2 separate regions of the Homo sapiens genome follow, and region 1 is linked to region 2. A link is a loop called in an ENCODE intact Hi-C map of the cell type or tissue named here. Cell type or tissue: OCI-LY7. All regions are shown on one strand. Links, peaks and the distances in the headings refer to the core of each region. The heading gives the core; the rest is flanking DNA. Region 1 has its middle 90 kb from the start of PTGER4. Region 2 has its middle 18 kb from the start of LINC00603.

What was found. Hi-C counts contacts between places; a loop is a spot of excess contacts. Peaks named below come from ENCODE experiments on the same cell type or tissue, not always from the same donor. Only the 100,000 strongest peaks of a DNase experiment are listed, where the experiment ranks them.
Region 1: it touches region 2 in a loop (4-fold over the local background); 2 of 110 quality-filtered maps call a loop at or near these places.

Annotation. Positions count from the first base shown.
Region 1 is chr5:40,585,335-40,593,682 of GRCh38, forward strand. No RefSeq gene overlaps it. Among named protein-coding and RNA genes, the nearest start is that of PTGER4, 90 kb to the right of the region's middle. In OCI-LY7, for the core only: no CTCF peak of the experiment used is centred there; DNase peaks (open chromatin) are centred at 3,807 and 6,597; H3K4me3 peaks cover 1,272 bases; H3K27ac peaks cover 1,488 bases.
Region 2 is chr5:40,030,086-40,038,433 of GRCh38, forward strand. No RefSeq gene overlaps it. Among named protein-coding and RNA genes, the nearest start is that of LINC00603, 18 kb to the right of the region's middle. RefSeq lists an enhancer at 3,137-4,139. In OCI-LY7, for the core only: no CTCF peak of the experiment used is centred there; DNase peaks (open chromatin) are centred at 3,126 and 3,466; H3K4me3 peaks cover 1,068 bases; H3K27ac peaks cover 1,411 bases.

The sequences.
Region 1 (8,348 bases), core at 325-8,324, 560 kb after region 2:
TATATTTAGCACATGGGAGGGATATTTTGTACATATTTTGAACATAAAACTAGATGATATTCCAGGAACTTGTAAGTGACTTACATCAAGCCAGCGACTAACATAGCCAACGCATTTGCTCTATGAATCCAAAATATTGGTCTAAGGGTTCTATGGTACCTAAACAAAACATGTGGTGAACTATCCAAAATGAGAGAAAAGAACTCAACTACATCTTTGTTCATCATAATGGACTCCAAACCAGAAAGGACATTTCTACATTTTCACATTGGAACCATTACCCATTTTCTGAGCCACCGAAAGGAACAACTAGCTTCTTAGAGCTGTATTTCTGCCACTTCAAGGAACATGAAAATATAGTTTTGTGGTTATTAAGAGTACACATCTTTGAGGCAAACCTAGATTCTGGGTCCGCCACTAAATATGTAATTTTGGGGAAATTACCTAACCTCTCTGGGTTAGTTTCCCATCTGTAAAATGCACTGATGATATTTTAATATCTGCCTTCCGGAGTTACCACGAGAATTAGATAAGATGTTGTATGTGAAGCAATTAACACCCCCTTGATACTTAGTAAGCACTCAATAAGCATTCTTATTAATGGAGAAGTCAAGTCCAACACAATCTCTGCAATCCCTTGGCTGTCCAGCTAGGGTAGAAACCAATTATTGTTGTGTCCACAGTCCCGACTAAAGGAAAAAGGTATGTGTGTTGGAGTGGAAGGAGGGTGAGGTTAACCTATCCTCAGGCCTATGAGAATTTGCTCTTAACCCTTAACTATAAGGATCTTAAAACACCTCCAGGTGTTTTAAGAATGTAAGGGTCATTGGTATAAATGAAAGCAAAGAATGTAAGGGTCATTGGGATAAATGAAAGCAAAGTTACATACTGAAAAGTCAAAAACTGACACAGAAATGGAGCTATATTAGAAGAAGGCTATAGCCTTACTTCTGCCTCCATTTCTAACTATATTATTTGCAGATGAATTAGAACAGGCGAGGTGGGGCTGGCACAAAACATGTTCCCATGACACAAGACAATAACCAGCTCACACATCTTTGGTGGCCCCTGGTACTGAGCACCAGAGGCCCTCATTGAGGACAGGCACTCCTTTTTCACCTAAAAGTATTTCCTCTCTACTGGGAATCAAAAATTGCCTTCTACAAACTAAATTGCCAGCAACATTCATCAAGAAAATAGCACTAACTTAGCATAAGAGGCCTTGGATTTAGAAGACGACACAACAACGTCTAGAGACCCAACATGATTGTCAAAGACTGGGGAGCTTGCTGAGTGGGTGAGCAAACACATTCTGAGTAGCCTCTGTATTGGGAGGTGAGAATTCCTATATAAAAGTGCTAATAATCTGCATTAATTGATTTGTTGAAAAAATAAAAAATAAAAATAAAGTCACTTATTAACAGCCAGTAAATACAGAATTCCTTCCTTGGGTAATGGATGGCATAATGGGACATTGCAAACTTGAGAAATGGAACCATTTCTGATTTATGAAGGCATATACAGCTAAGCTAACTTGTAGGGTTACTTTGATGGGATAGAAGAAAATAACCCATTTAAACTCCTCTCACAAATCACTTTTTAAAAATGCTTCCTTTTTAGACCATTAAAACTTAAAGTAAACTAAAACTATATTGTTTAAGAATACATAAATAGGTGTAAAACTACAGTGGAAAACAAGAACATGAACATCTTACTGTCCTTGTTAGGATACTTACCTAGAGGGGGAAGGAAAAGGGATAAATTAGGTGGAGTCATTCAGGAAGGTGTAAGCAATGTCCTGTTTCTCAGCTTTAATGTTGATCTATACTGGTGCTTGTTTTTTATATACTAGGGTTTGTTTTTTATACAGGTGTTTGTTTTATAAATCATTAAACTAAATTTGTTTTGTGCAAAAAAATAAGACATTTATTAGAGAAGTATATATTAAACTAACGGTAGTTATGTCTACTGGAAAGAAGTAGAACTGTGAGAATCTGTCACAGTGACTGTTGTTTTCCTAAAAAATACTTCAGCATCATTATTGTAATAGTATGTAAGTGCTGATTCACTTAAGCTTTGATTCTAGAGATACTCAGCAACATTCTTTCAAGAATGCAGTACCGAGGTATGAGCTAGTATTATACTAGAAAGGGCCTCTCTTCAGAGTGGCTGCTGTTAAGCCCTTCTGCTGTCTGTATCTTGATTGACAATAGACATTTTGCTGATGCATAAGATGTCAAATTAGTCCAATTAATTATGTGATACTAATGACTATTTATTTGCTTGATGCATGCTAGAAATTCTCTCCTATTTGTGCAATTACAGGTATTCAAGGAATGTGGATTGTCTAGAGTTGTTAAAGATCTGTTCACTCTTGTGTGTACAAGGGAACTGAGTAACATGTCTCCTTAGGAATGGAAACTAATCTCTGATACATTCTATATCCAACCATTGTTTCAATCAAATGAGACTGACTAGATGACATAGAAATAAGCCAACCTGTACTCTGACACCTGAAAGAGCAGATGACTGAGATTTCATGGAGCCTGCAGATCAAATTTGTGAATAGTTTTATACCTGCTAGCTAGTGAATATTTGTTGAATATGTATTTGACTATATAACAGACTTCAGTCTGAGACATGTATTCATTTTAATCTGGTAGCAAGGTTGTGGAGAAGAAGCTAACCATTGCTACTTCAAAAATCTTTTGTGGCTATTGTTATCAAGACAAAAAAGAAAGAACCTAAAAGTTTTGCATGACTAACATGATGAAAGTTGGTTCACAACAGAGTCTTTTGCTTTTTGCTGATCTTTTTCTAAAATTATTGACATTTGTAAATTGAATGAGTCTTATTTTACAAAAAGAAAAACTATTAAAATACCTAATAGAAAAAGAAGCAAAAGACCTAAGGAGACATTTCACACACAAAAAAATACATATAGTCAATAAACATGTAAGGAGCTGTTCAACATTATTATTAATCAGAGAATTAATCAATGTGATATCATTTTAAACTCGTTCATTTGGCAAAAAAATAATACTGAGTCTGACAATAATTGGCATTTTCAAGAATATGGAGCCACAGAATCTTCTATGTCTTGCTGGAAGTAGATTAAATTGGCTCAATCACTTTGGAAAATAATTTTTCTCATCTCAAGGAGTTAAACATTCACATGCCCTCTTTCACTCCCAGGGGTATACCCAATAGAAATCCTTGTGCCAGTACTCTAAGAAACATGCTCAAGAATGTCTGTAGCAGCACTGTACACAAAAGCAAAACCTAGAAATAACCCAAATGCCCATCAACAAGATGGAAAAAAATGACATATTCATACAACAAAGTCCTATTCGAAAATCTCATAAATTAACAATAGCAATACACAACAATATAGATGAATCTTAGCAGTATGTTATTAAGTTAAACATAATTCTCAAAAGATTACACACACAGTAGGATATCTTATTTAGGAATAGATACAGATGCGATAAATTATATTAAAAGAAAAGCAAGAGAAAGCAAGGGAAGAGGGTGATGCTTCCCAGGGAAGAGAAAGCTAGGAATGGGGTGGTACAGAAGAAGGAAACCATATAACTTGATGTAAGTTATTATCAAGAATTTAGCTCCTGTCTTTGGCCAGGTGTGGTGGCTCACACCTGTAATCCTAACACTTTTGGAGGCTGAGACAGGCAGATCACTTGAGGTCAGGAGTTTGAAACCAGCCTGGCCAACATGGTGAAACCCCCATCTCTGCTAAAAAGAAAACACAAAAAATTAGCCAGGCGTGGTGGTGCACACCTGTAGTTCCAGCTACTCAGAAGGCTGAGGCAGAGAACCGCTTAAACCTGGAAGGCAGAAGTTGCAGTGAGCCAAGATCACACCACTGCACTCCAGCCTGGGTGACAGAATGAGACTCTGTCTAAAAAAAAAAAAAAAAAAAAAAAAAGAATTTAGCTTTTATTTTTGATGATGAGTTTATGAATGATTATATTAATCATGATGGATGAGTAGATAAAAGCAGGCCATACATAAAACAATGGTGAGGTTGTATTATGAGACATCCATTAAGTTTTCTCCATTCTGTGCACTTGAAGACAAAATCAAAACAAATCAAGGAGAAAAACAAAATAAACTTTAAATCATATATATTTATATACATATAGTAGGCAACCCAATTGTGTTTATTCTAGATGAAAACTATTGCTGTTATCTTGCTTCTCGCATTAAAACATCTGTATCAAATTGTTTTTTAATACTATCTTAAGGATTTTTTTTTACATTTTATGCTCTAGCCAAAGCCAAGTATAGTTGGATAGTTCTTTGACTTTCCACAGTTTTTTTAAGTGAAAAGAATATTATATATCATTTTTATGTTGCAAATGACACAGTAATTACCAAACTAAATAAAATATTTCAAGATCTTTTTGTTACAATTATGAATTTCTTGCTGGAACCCAATTAATTTGAATGGGAAAAAAATCAGCTGTAAAAATCACCAAGAAGGAATAAAAGACATTGTATATACCCATTCAGAAGTGTAAGCAACAAAATTCCTGCTTTGAATAAAAGCATTACTACACAAAAGTAAATAAAGTATTTTGGAATTTGCTGAGATAATTGTTACATGAAAACATTAAGAACAAGTTTTTCTTTTTTTTTTTCCTTTCCAATTTTTATTTTAGATTCAAGGGGTACATGTGCAGGTTTGTTACATGGGTAAATTGCATGTCATGGGGGCTGTGTACAGATAATTTCATCACCCAGGTAATCAGCATAATACCCAATAGACAGGTTTTTAATCCTCACCCTCCTTCAAACCTCCACCCTCAGATAAGCCCCATTGTTTATTGTTCCCCCTCTTTGTGTCCATGTGCACTCAATATTTAGCTCCCACTTATAAGAGAACATGCAGTATTTGGTTTTTCTGTTCCTGTATTAATTCACTCAGGATAATTGCCTCCAGCTCCATCCATATTGCTACAAAGGACATGCTCTCATTTTTTATAGCTGCATAGTATTCCAGGGTGTATATGTGCCATATCTTCTTTACAGTCCCCTGTTGATGGGCATCCAGGTTGATTCTATATCTTTGCCATTGTGAAGAGTGCTGCAATAAACATACCTGTGCATGTTTCCTTATGGTAGAATGATTTATATTCCTTTGAGTATATACTCAGTAATGGGATTACTGGGTTGAATGGTAGTTCTATTTTAAGATCTTTGAGAAGTCTCCAGACTGCTTTCCACAGTGGCTGAACTAATTTACATTCCCTCCAGCAGTGTATATGCCTTCCCTTTTCTCTACAATCTCACCAGCATCTGTTATTTAATTGTGTTTGTTTGTTTGTTTGTTTTGAGATCGAGTTTCGCTCTTGTTGCCTCCTGGGTTCAAGTGATTCTCCTGCCTCAGCCTCCCAAGTAGCTGGGATTACAGGTGCCCACCACCATGCTTGGCTAATTTTTGTACTTTTAGTAGAGACAGGGTTTTACCATGTTAGCCAGGCTGGTCTCGAACCCCTGACCTCAGGTGATCCACCCACCTCAGCCTCCCGAAGTGCTAGGATTACAGGCATGAGCCACCGCACCAGTCCTTTGACTTTTCATAATGGCCATTCTGACTAGTGTGAGATGGTATCTCATTGTGGTTTTGATTTTCATTTCCTAATCATTGGTGATATTGAGCATTTTTTCATAAGCTTGTTGGCTGTGTGCACGTCTTCTTTTGAGAAGTGTCTGTTTACGTCCTTTGCTCACTTTTTAATGAGGCTGTTTGTTTTTCTCTTGTTAATTTGTTTAAGTTTCTTACAGATTCTGGATATGAGACCTTTGTCAGCTGTATAGTTTGAAAATATCTTCTCCCATTCTGTAGATTGTCTGTTTGCTCTGTTGATAGATTATTTTGCTGTGCAGAAGCTCTTTAGTTCAATTAGGTTCCATTTGTCAAGTTTTGTTTTTGTTGCAATTGTTTTGGAGTCTTTGTCATGAAGTCTTTGCCTGGGCCAATGTTCAGAATGGTACTTATTGTTCCACTGGTCTATGTGTCTATTTTTCTACCAGTACCATGCTATTTTAGTTACTGTGGCCTCTATAGCATAATTTGAAGTCAGACAGTGTGATGCCTCCAGCTTTGTTCTTTTTGCTTAGGATTTCTTTGGCTATTTGGGCTCTTTTTTAGTTCCAAATGAATTTAGAAATTTTTTTAATTATGTGAAAAAAATGTCGCTGATTTGATGGGAATAGCATTGAATTTGTAAATAACAAAATCAGTGGTTTAATTGATTCTTCCTATCCATGAGAAGAGAATATTTTTCCATTTGTTTGTGTCATCTCTGATTTCTTTCAGCAGTGCTTTGTAATTCTCTTTGTAGAGACCTTTCACCTCCCTGGTTAGCTGTATTCCTAGGTATTATATTCTTTTTATGGCTATTGTGAATAGGATCGCATTCTTGATTTGGCTGTCAGTATGTACATTGTTGCTATGTAGAAATGCTACTGATTTTTATACATTGATTTTACATCCTGAAACGACTGAAGTTGTTTATCAGATCTAGAAGGCTTTGGGCAGAGACTATGGGGCTTTCTTGTTATAGTATCATATCATCTGCAAACAGAGATAGTTTCACTTCCTCTCTTTCTATTTGGATGCATTTTATGTCTTTCTCTTGCCAAGTTTTTCTTAAATGTGTTCCTTTTCATCTCGATCCTATTTACTACATATTCAGCAGAATGTTCTTTCTCCAAATTAAAACTATTTTTTTTTTTTTTTGAGACGGAGTCTTGCTCTGTTGCCCAGGCTGGAGTGTAGTGGCCTGATCTCGGCTCACCGCAACCTCCGCCTCCTGAATTCAAGTGATTCTCCTGCCTCAGCCTCCAGAGTAGCTAGGATTACAGGTGCGCACCACTGCACCCAGCTAATTTTTGTGTTTTTAGTAGAGGCGGGTTTTCAGCATGTTGGTCAGGCTGGTCTTGAACTCCTGACCTCAGGTGATCCACCCACCTCAGCCTCCCAGAGTGCTGGGATTACAGGCACGAGCCACCAGGCCTGGCCTAAAACTATTTTTAAGATGAAGAATATGAGATATAAGAAAAAGAATACAAGATAAGAGTATAAGAGAATAATATTTAATGACTTCCCAACCCTCCATATAAAAACTCAAGCAGTGAAAAAACAGAAGTTTGTTATGCTAATGTCAAAATCATGACAAATACCATTCCCAGTATGGAAGCACCATTATTAACAGAATAATGCATTTTATATAATATCATATTTTATTTTCAATTTCAATTTTCTTACATAATAAAAATGTCATTTTTTCAAGAACAGTGTTACTAGAATACTAACAATTATAACCCTAAATAAGACATTTATCTGAAAGCAGTTTTATTTTCACAAAGACCTAATATTTGTTGAATATTTAGTATGTGCCAAGCCCATTGCTGACACATACTACTTTGATGTGGTATCTCCTTGTTTGTAAAACACTTGGAAAATATATGAGTATGTGTTTTTTGAAGATCTATAGTGGATCATACTGTTCAAAATATAACCACTGGCCAGGCGCAGTGGTGCACACGTGTAATCCCAGCACTTTGGGAGGCTGAGTAGGGAGGATCACATGAGGCTAGGAGTTTGAGACCAGCCTGGTCAACATGGCAAAACACCATCTCTACGAAAAATACAAAAATTAGCCAGGCGTGGTGGTGCACGTCTCTAATTCCAGCTACTCAGGAGGCTAAGGCACAAGAATCGCTTGAACCCAGGAGGCAGAAGTTGCAGTAAGCCGAGATCACACCACTGCATTCCAGCCTGGGCGACAGAGGGAGACTCTGTCTCAAAAAATAATAATAATAATAAATAACTACTAGTTATTCTTGTAGTCATGCTTACTACTGACACAATGAGTGAGGTGCCATGCAGGAGAATGTAAATACTGTCCTGGCATTTTTTAGTAGGCAACTGTTGTCTTGGAGGCATATCACTTCCACAAGACTATATCCCAGCAGAAACAGTCAGAGAGCAACTGGAGACACAGGAGAATTTATCCCCTTTTCTTTCTTTAGGGTGCTTGGTAAAAGCCCTGCAGCAGAATGTTGGCCTGTGATGAAGTACCCCAGGTCACCCTGAACAGTTGTGAGTATGCACTCTACACAAGGCACCCATGGGGGCCAAAGAGGTGCTGGATCCACCAGCATAAATTTAACTTGTAGTTTTTCCTAATTGGTATATCTGGAGGGGCACTTTCTTGTAATTTATTTGCCTAGAAAGAACAAGTTTTTCTAATTCACATGGAAGTTCAGTGTATATTTGCTGAGACTTTGAAAGCTTCCAACTGGAACTGCCAGGAGTC
Region 2 (8,348 bases), core at 10-8,009:
TCACGGAGTTGGAAGTTCTGAACAATATCTGGCTAAAAGGACAGTGGAGATTATTTTTCCATAGGCATTTGAAAAACTGTAGATACAATCATAACATGATATAAGTGAATAATCCTTTACTGATTCTACAGCTGTGATTCTCAATCTTTCCTGCACATTAGAATCATCTAGGGAGTTTTTTTTTTTTTTTTTAAAGTCCCATTGTTCAGTTTGCACCAGACACAAAATAAATCAGAATATCTGGGGACAGGCCCTAGGCAATGGTATTTTTAAAGATCCCCAGATGATTTTATGTTCAGCCAACATTAAGGACCACTGAGCTAGAGCAACTCCTTTATGTCATAGTCAAAAGGTCTGAGGTTGCAAATTGTAGATTGCATCGTATAAGGTCACACAGCTGGTTAATGATTTTCTGTTCTTTTCCCTGTCTTCTGTCTTCAATTTTTAAATGTTGCTGCTTCCTCTATATTTTGTACATTTATTCACAACACTTCAGATTCTTTTAGCCTCAGTTATCTCTTATTCTAACCACTCAGTTTCGCAGATGTGAAATCTGACACCTGAGGTCTAGACCTTGTAGTGCCTACCCTCTTCCCAGGAGCTTCTTTAATGATATGTGGTAGCAGACCCTTTAGAAATGCTCTTGGCACTCGCAACTGTGCAACTTGAAAAGGATGAAGAATTATAATGCTATGGGGTGAACCTATGACTAATGAGTAATGAAAGGCAATGAACTTGCTTTTCACTTTCATTCCCATATACTGGTAGCCTTGAGATGCATTTCATATGCCTCATTAAGCAGACCTGGGAGCTCGAACATCTAGTCACCTATAGCTGTGGGCAACTGCATAATGAATCTTTGTCCTGGCACTCCCTCCTCCCCTGCTAACCTTGTCTCTTTTCCACCTCCTTGAGTCTCACTTTCCAATAAAATATTTGCACTTAATTCTTTGATTCAGTCTCTACTGTCTGGAGAAACCAAGCTAAGACATTACCCTTCTTCTGTTATCTTAATATTAATCTTTCATGGTCAATATACAATTTTCATTGCCCGGACCATGCCTGGATAATTGAGATGCAATGATTATTAAAAACATCATCATCAACTCAAGGTCCTTTATACATATGTTCTTTGGTGCTTTAAGAACCTTCCATATTCATTTTCTAGAGAAGGTGAAGGAGAAAAATGTCTACAAAAAGTAAAATGTTCCAGGAAAAAAATAGCTCATACAGAAAAAAATAAACTGATTAAAACGTGAAAAGAGATTGAGGAGGAGAACAAGATCAAAAGGAACCTGGAATTAGAAATGGAGAGTTGTCCAATAAGTCCTCTCTATCTAAACTACAATCAAAGTAATTCTTCATTTCCCCATAAAGAATGTCATTTCAACTATTATCAATATATTAAATAATCCTCTTTATCTATGCCTCTATCTTTCTGCTAATCAGATTAACATAGATGGCATTTATTCATTCTTTCTATACTCATCCAGTGTTAATTTGGTTCCATTATTGTTCTAGAAACCCAAATAATAAAATTACTTTAGTGGGAGATATTGGTATTGAGTAATTATTGAATTTCCACCTAAGTTCCTAAGTCAATAAGGAGAATCTTACCAAATACTTCTAACTGTAAGTAAATGAGAAATGGAACATTTATTCTTCTAAAGAGTATCATACCCATATATGGCCACTGTATCCTTATTTGTTCCTATTCTTGGATATATTCACACCAACACTTGGCTTTCTGGTCATCATAGAACACACCACCTTTCTTGTTTACATATATTCTATAACTTGCTCCTTAGTAGAGTCTTTATTTTCTCATTCATAAGTCCCCAGGTCTCTTCTGAAATTCAAGGGCTTTTCTTCCCATATTTTTCATTTATTCCACAAATGATCTTTACTACATGAAATATATCTTGTGATACAGTAGATAATATGACAACACATTCTATCTCTTCATTGAGTTTACCTTTTAGTGGAGGTATCAAATAGAAATGAGATAAAGAATACAGATTACCACAAATAGGATGCAATAAATAGTAAATACATAACACACTATTAGAAAGAGTAGTCAGGGAAATCTTGTCTGAGGAGAGAAATGGGATGTAATGGTCTCATGGGGACCTCAGAGGGAAGTTGAGACCTAAAGGATAAGACTGAGTCAGCCAGGCAAATTTCTACCAAAAAAGCATTCTATGCAGAGATAAGTGATCGCAAAGGCCTCCCTGAGATGGATAACGGTTTGATAAATTCCAGGAACAGAATGGGACCAGTATAGCTGGAATATAATGAAAAATCAGTAGAAGAGCATAAAATTAGGTTAGAGAAGACCGGGCACGGTGGCTCATGCATGTAATCCCAGCACTTTAGGAGGCTGAGGCAGGTGGGTCACCTGCAGTCAGGAGTTCGAGATCATCCTGGCCAACATGGTGAAACCCCGTCTCTACTAAAAATACAAAAATTAGTCGGGAGTGGTGGCGGTGCCTATAATCCCAGCTACTAGGGAGGTTGAGACAGGAGAATCGCTTGAATCTGGGAGGCTGAGATTGTAGTGAGCTGAGATCGCACCACTGCACTCCAGCCTGGGCAACAAGAGTGAAACTCCATATCAATAAAAAAAAAAAAATAGGTTGGAGAGAATATAAGTACTAGATACTTCGGAGTTTTGTAAACCAAGATATGGAGTGTGTATTTTATTATAAGAACAATAAAAATCCTTGAAGGATTTTTCAGCTAGGAAAAAAAAAAAAAACTTAGCCTGATTTTCATTTTTGAAGATTTCTCAATTTACTCTATGGAGAAACAAGTTAGGAGGCTGGTATAATCCAGTAAAGAATTGAAGAAGGCATTAAAGAATAAAATGCACATAAAATAAATACATGTCAAAGATGACATTTGATTCATTAATTAATGAAAAAACCAGTAAGATGTTGCAACTAATTAAAAAGAGAATCAAACAACACATGTATATTAACAATCAAAAATGCTTAGATGAATTTCAAATACAGTAGATGCAAAACTGGTCAATTTCCACAGGGCAATAATCAACTGAATTTCTATGAACAAGAATCATTTGCATGACTATAAGTTTTCTACAAATTACAAGATCGCTAAAATAGCTCAAAGATGATGAAAGTCACAAGTAAACAGGAACAGTGTGCTAGACAGGACATCCAGTAATCTTTATTTTTTTTCTTTCAAAGTCTTTTTTAATTTTTCCTGACAGGAGCCTGAATTAGATAGAACACTGATAGAGGACACAGAAAACAGTGCTGAATTACAGATATGTTGCAAAACTTCATTATTAAGATCCAAATCATCCTAGCTTCGATGTAACCATCACAAACTAGAACAAAAAAAGATATTTAATCTAGCATGAGAGCTGTTACTGAGGAACTAAGTGATGTCAGTCCCTTGAGAGAACAGGTGCTTGGTTTTCCTTCCCTTTGATGTCAGCTTTCCGGTGATGCGGTGATGAGACCTGCAGTAGTGTTTGCTTAGTCTTCACAGTCCAGTCAACCCTAGTCCTGTGACTGCTGTGTTAGTGTGATCAGTTCAAACTGTTCTGGTGTTTGCATGGCTGGGCAGCAGATCTCTTGACAGGGCTGCTCAAATTGGTTGCCCATCTTTTCTCTTCCCCACCAAAGTCCTGAAGGCTGAATGAACTGACAGCCCATTGATTGTCAGCTTCTGCTACTCCTTGGCCAAAGAGCCTTATGAAATACATACGGATGTCCATCAGTGTTCCAAACCCTGCAAGACTTGAAGTGCATTTTTGGACCATAGTTCATATGAATTTAGTAATAGCAGCCTGCGCAGCTGTTTTCTTCTGAAATCTTTGTATTACTTTTTCCAAATGTTCTTAACTAATTTTGGAGTCTAGACTAGGAAATGTCAATACTCTCTAATATGCTGCATCTCCACTATTCACAATAGCAAAGACATGGAATCAATCTAAATGCCCATCACTGACTGGATAAAGAAAATATAGTGCATATACACCATGGAATATTATTCAGCCAGAAAAAAATGAGCTCATGTATTTTGCAGAAACATGGATGGAGCTGGAAGCCATTATCCTTGGCAAATTAACATAGGAACAGAAAACCAAATACTGCATGTTCTCACTTACAAGTGGGAGCTAAATGATGAGAACTCATGGAGATAATAAGGGAATCAACAGACACTTGGGCCTACTTGAGGGTGGAAGGTGGGAGGAGAGAGAAGATCAGAAAGAAATAACTATTGGGTAATAGGCTTAGTACTTGGGTGATAAAATTATCTGTACAACAAACCCCCATGATATGAACTTACCTATATGACAAACCTGCACATGCCCCTATGAACCTAAAGTAAAAGTTAAAAAAAAATATGCTGCATCTCTTCACAATGCCTGGGGACATTTAGAGAAGACATTATTCATCAGTTAAGTAGATTAGTGATATGGTACCAAGTTCGCTCAGCTACTACCATGGCATTTCTTAATTTTTAGCTAGCCTCCACCCATGGGCACTTTCTTCCCTATCTATTCTGTTGTTCTTTCTTATCCACTCTCTCCACATATCCTCCTCATTGTGGTCACTGACTCTTACTCCCTGCGTTCTGAGATAATGTATGTGAAAGCACTCAATATTCTAAAATTCTACACCAATGTAAAGTATCAACATTACTATAACTCATATATTTCCAATCTAGTTTTGTGAGTAGGTGGGTGTGTGCAATGTGAGTGAGTGCATGAGTACAGAAGAACAATGCTCAGTTGTCGTGAACAGGCCCCCATCCTGGACTAACATCTCCATTACCCTCCCTACACAGAAAGAGCCTGAACTTATATGAAGATAGGCAAGACTCAGATACACCTAACTAATGACAAGTTTCAGATTTGAGGCTTTTTTTAAGAAGCACAGCAGTAGAAGTCCTTTCCTAGTTAATCTAAGAAGCAGATACAATTTGTTTGTAGTGTCTCACCTTTCCTATCCCCTGACATTTATTTTTCTTTATCATAAAACCCAATGCCCTCTACTATTCTCCAGCAAGTCCCATCTTCCTTATTGGTTAATGCCCCAGTACCATACTAAGTAATGCTTGGTGCTTTCTAATTACCTTTCCCCCAAACTCAAACTCTCGTGAATTTAGGCTATGGAGAAAAATGTTCTATTAATCTGGTCCACCTGAGAATATGACAAGATAATAACAATATCCATATGGGCAATTTCATGTTTAATAATTTGGTAATTGTTATAAATGGGTGATGGCTTTAAAAGTCTAAGAAAAACTTTTAAGAAAGAATGCTTTCTAAAAATCCCTTAATTTTAGAGGTGATGCTTTGACATTCATGAGGCAATCCTTAACCTGGAAAAGGCAAGCAGTGAAATGAGGTGATAAACACTCTAAAAACCAGATGGAATACTGGTCAAATGCTGTGTGGCGGCAAGAAGTGACACATAGCGGCTCTCCGAGCTGCTCTAAGACATCCACTAGAGCCTAGAATCAATCACTTTTCATACTGAATAGACCACAAAAGACAAACCTCATTGATACCAGGGCCATATACTCACAGAAAACATTAATCTAGGACCATATAATATTTTAAAAGGTCTTTTTACAAAAAAACCATATAACATTTTTAAAAGGTCTTTTTGGAAAAAAAGATAAATCCAAATTGCCCTGAAATTAGTTAGAAAGTTAGGAATAGAGACCATAAAATATATTCACTAAGTGGATTTTTTAAAAAACTTTAAAAGCAATTTAGTTTCTTGGTCATAAAACAGAAAAAGAGAGTGAAGCAATCAAACAGGCATGAGGTCAAGAGGTGAAAATACAGGAAAGAAAAGGTAGAGGGTCAAAGAAAAAAGAAAATAGGCCCAAAAGAAACAGTAACAGGGAGAGAAGCATTAAGAGACAAATGCAAATGTGTTTGAAAACACACACAAAGGGAAGAGAATGCCAGGAAAGGCTACACACACTTACCCATACTTACCTGATGTATATATTCTCTCTGTGCAGAGAGAGACAGATTGAAAGCATGGAGGAAAAAAAACACACATAAAGACACACTGTGATGGCTTGGTATTGTGTCGGCTGAGGCTACACTGTGATGGCTAGGTTAAACTACATTTCCAAGATTTCCCTTCCATATGTTTTTCCACTTAGGGTGAGACACAGAGAGAATCTTGTGCAAGATTTGGAGGGTAGAAGTAAAGCAGCAGCTATTTTTGTAGGTCACGTAAATTGTCACTTATCCTCTGGCTTACCTTGTTGGTCTAAGACAGGAGCTCAGCCTACAATTGCTCCACCTTCCATTGAATTCTCCTGATTCTCCACGGGGTGTGTGTGTGTGTGTGTGTGTGTGTGTGTGTGTGTGTGTGTGTGTGTGTGTGTGTATCTTTAGCTCCTTGATGAAGAGCACTGGCTTCTGCAGGAACCCCTTGCCATCAAGGTGAGAGACAGTAAAAACTGATACTTGTGGGTTCCAGTTTGTTCCTACTGTCTCCCACTTTATATGCATTTTCCCTTCTTTTTGTGGACTTCAAGCCTTCACAGCAGATTCAAGGACACAGCTACACAGAGACTACTTAATTAGCTCCCACTTTCATAATTGCATGAGGTCTACTGCCTGGGAAAAATCCCTTGATACAAATACAAGATTGGATGAATGAATGAGTGAATGAACAAATATGGTTCCTTGTGACTCTGCTGTTCTGATTGCATACTGACTGATACAGACACATAAATTAAAAAACCAGGTTTCTAAAAGTTAATGAAACAGTATCTCTAGTGTTTAACCTTTAAGAACTATCCCTGCTAATATAGACCCCTGCTTTTAGCTAATGAAATTCAGTTCAGAGCTAGATTCTCATTCATGTGAGTTTCTCCTAATTGACAGAATTGTTATTTTATCATCCAGAATGTGAAGGGAGAAATATCCTCAGCTAATTAGAATTTTCCAAAGACATGCTTAGACCTTGTCACTACTAACTTTAACTCTAGTTTAACATTAAGAGAAAGTATATGAGAAGGGTATATAAAAAATACATGTTCTAACAGTTCATATGAAATTGAGCATCTCTTAACTTTTCTAATTTTCAGTCTTTGAAGGGTTAGTGAGCCATCCAATCATCATCTTGTTTAAGTCATTCTTATGTAGATATTGATATCATTTGAAATGTACAGAATTTAACTATAATTTACATAATCCCAGGTACTGCTGATCATAAATATTTTGTCTTTATGGTTTTGATTAATAACAGCAATGAAATTCCTAGAGTCATCTAGTGATCATCAAGAGTCTTTATATAATTCATCTTGCATTGACAAATTGTAATTTTACTATGACTGTCTTTGAAGTAAATGCCTACCTACTTCTTGGAAATGTCTTCAACTTTACTGGGAGATAAACAGAATTGAAGTTTGAATCCCTACTTGGCTCAGGCCCATAGAATCTATCGCAGTGCCACCCAACAGAAATATAATATAGGTCACATCTGTCATTTTAAATTTCCTAGTAGCTATATATTTTTTAAAAATTAAAAGGATATCACATTTATTTTCACCATATATAACTCTATACATTTAAAACAGTATTTGAACATAATCAGTATAAAAAATAAAGTTATATTTACAAATTTTTCCATATGAAGTCTTTGAGACTCAGTGTACATTTAAAATTTCTGCACACCTCAATTAAGACTAGACAAATTTAAAGAGCTCAATAATCCCATTTGACTAGTGGTGAATACATTGAACAGTGCAGTTATAGTGAGTCTGTTGGGTGAAGGAAGTGATAAGCCTGAATATGCCTACTAAACTCAGGGAGCAAAAGCACAAGTTAATTATCCACCACAAGAGATTGTGAAATTATATAGGCCAGGAAATTTCCTTGTAAACCCAAGGTTATGTTCCTCTTCACTGAGGGGGGCAGTATTCTAAGTAACCTGGATGAAACCCACTCCACCTTGTTACGGCATATGCAAGACAGAAAACACATTTGGTGTCAAAATAGAATTGTAAGCCCCCGCACAGATTCACTGTAATATTCTCAGCACAAGCCTGCTTTGGGATGTCTCTGACCCCAGAATTCCATGGGGTGATCAGGAGCTGACCCAGCCAAGTTTTTGGAGCTTTGCAAAAAGATCTCTTCTTCCGTCACAAGCAGGCGCAATGCACACTTGGCAGAGAATTATGTGGCTTGCACTGGATATCTTTAGTACCATTGCAGAGGGGTTTCTGGGGAAGTAGGGGGTAGCAACACTGGTGGAAATCAGGATCCAAGGATGGGCAAAGGTCCTAGAAGGCTCATTCCAACCAAATCCAATATGCCACACAGCAGACGTGACTAAAGT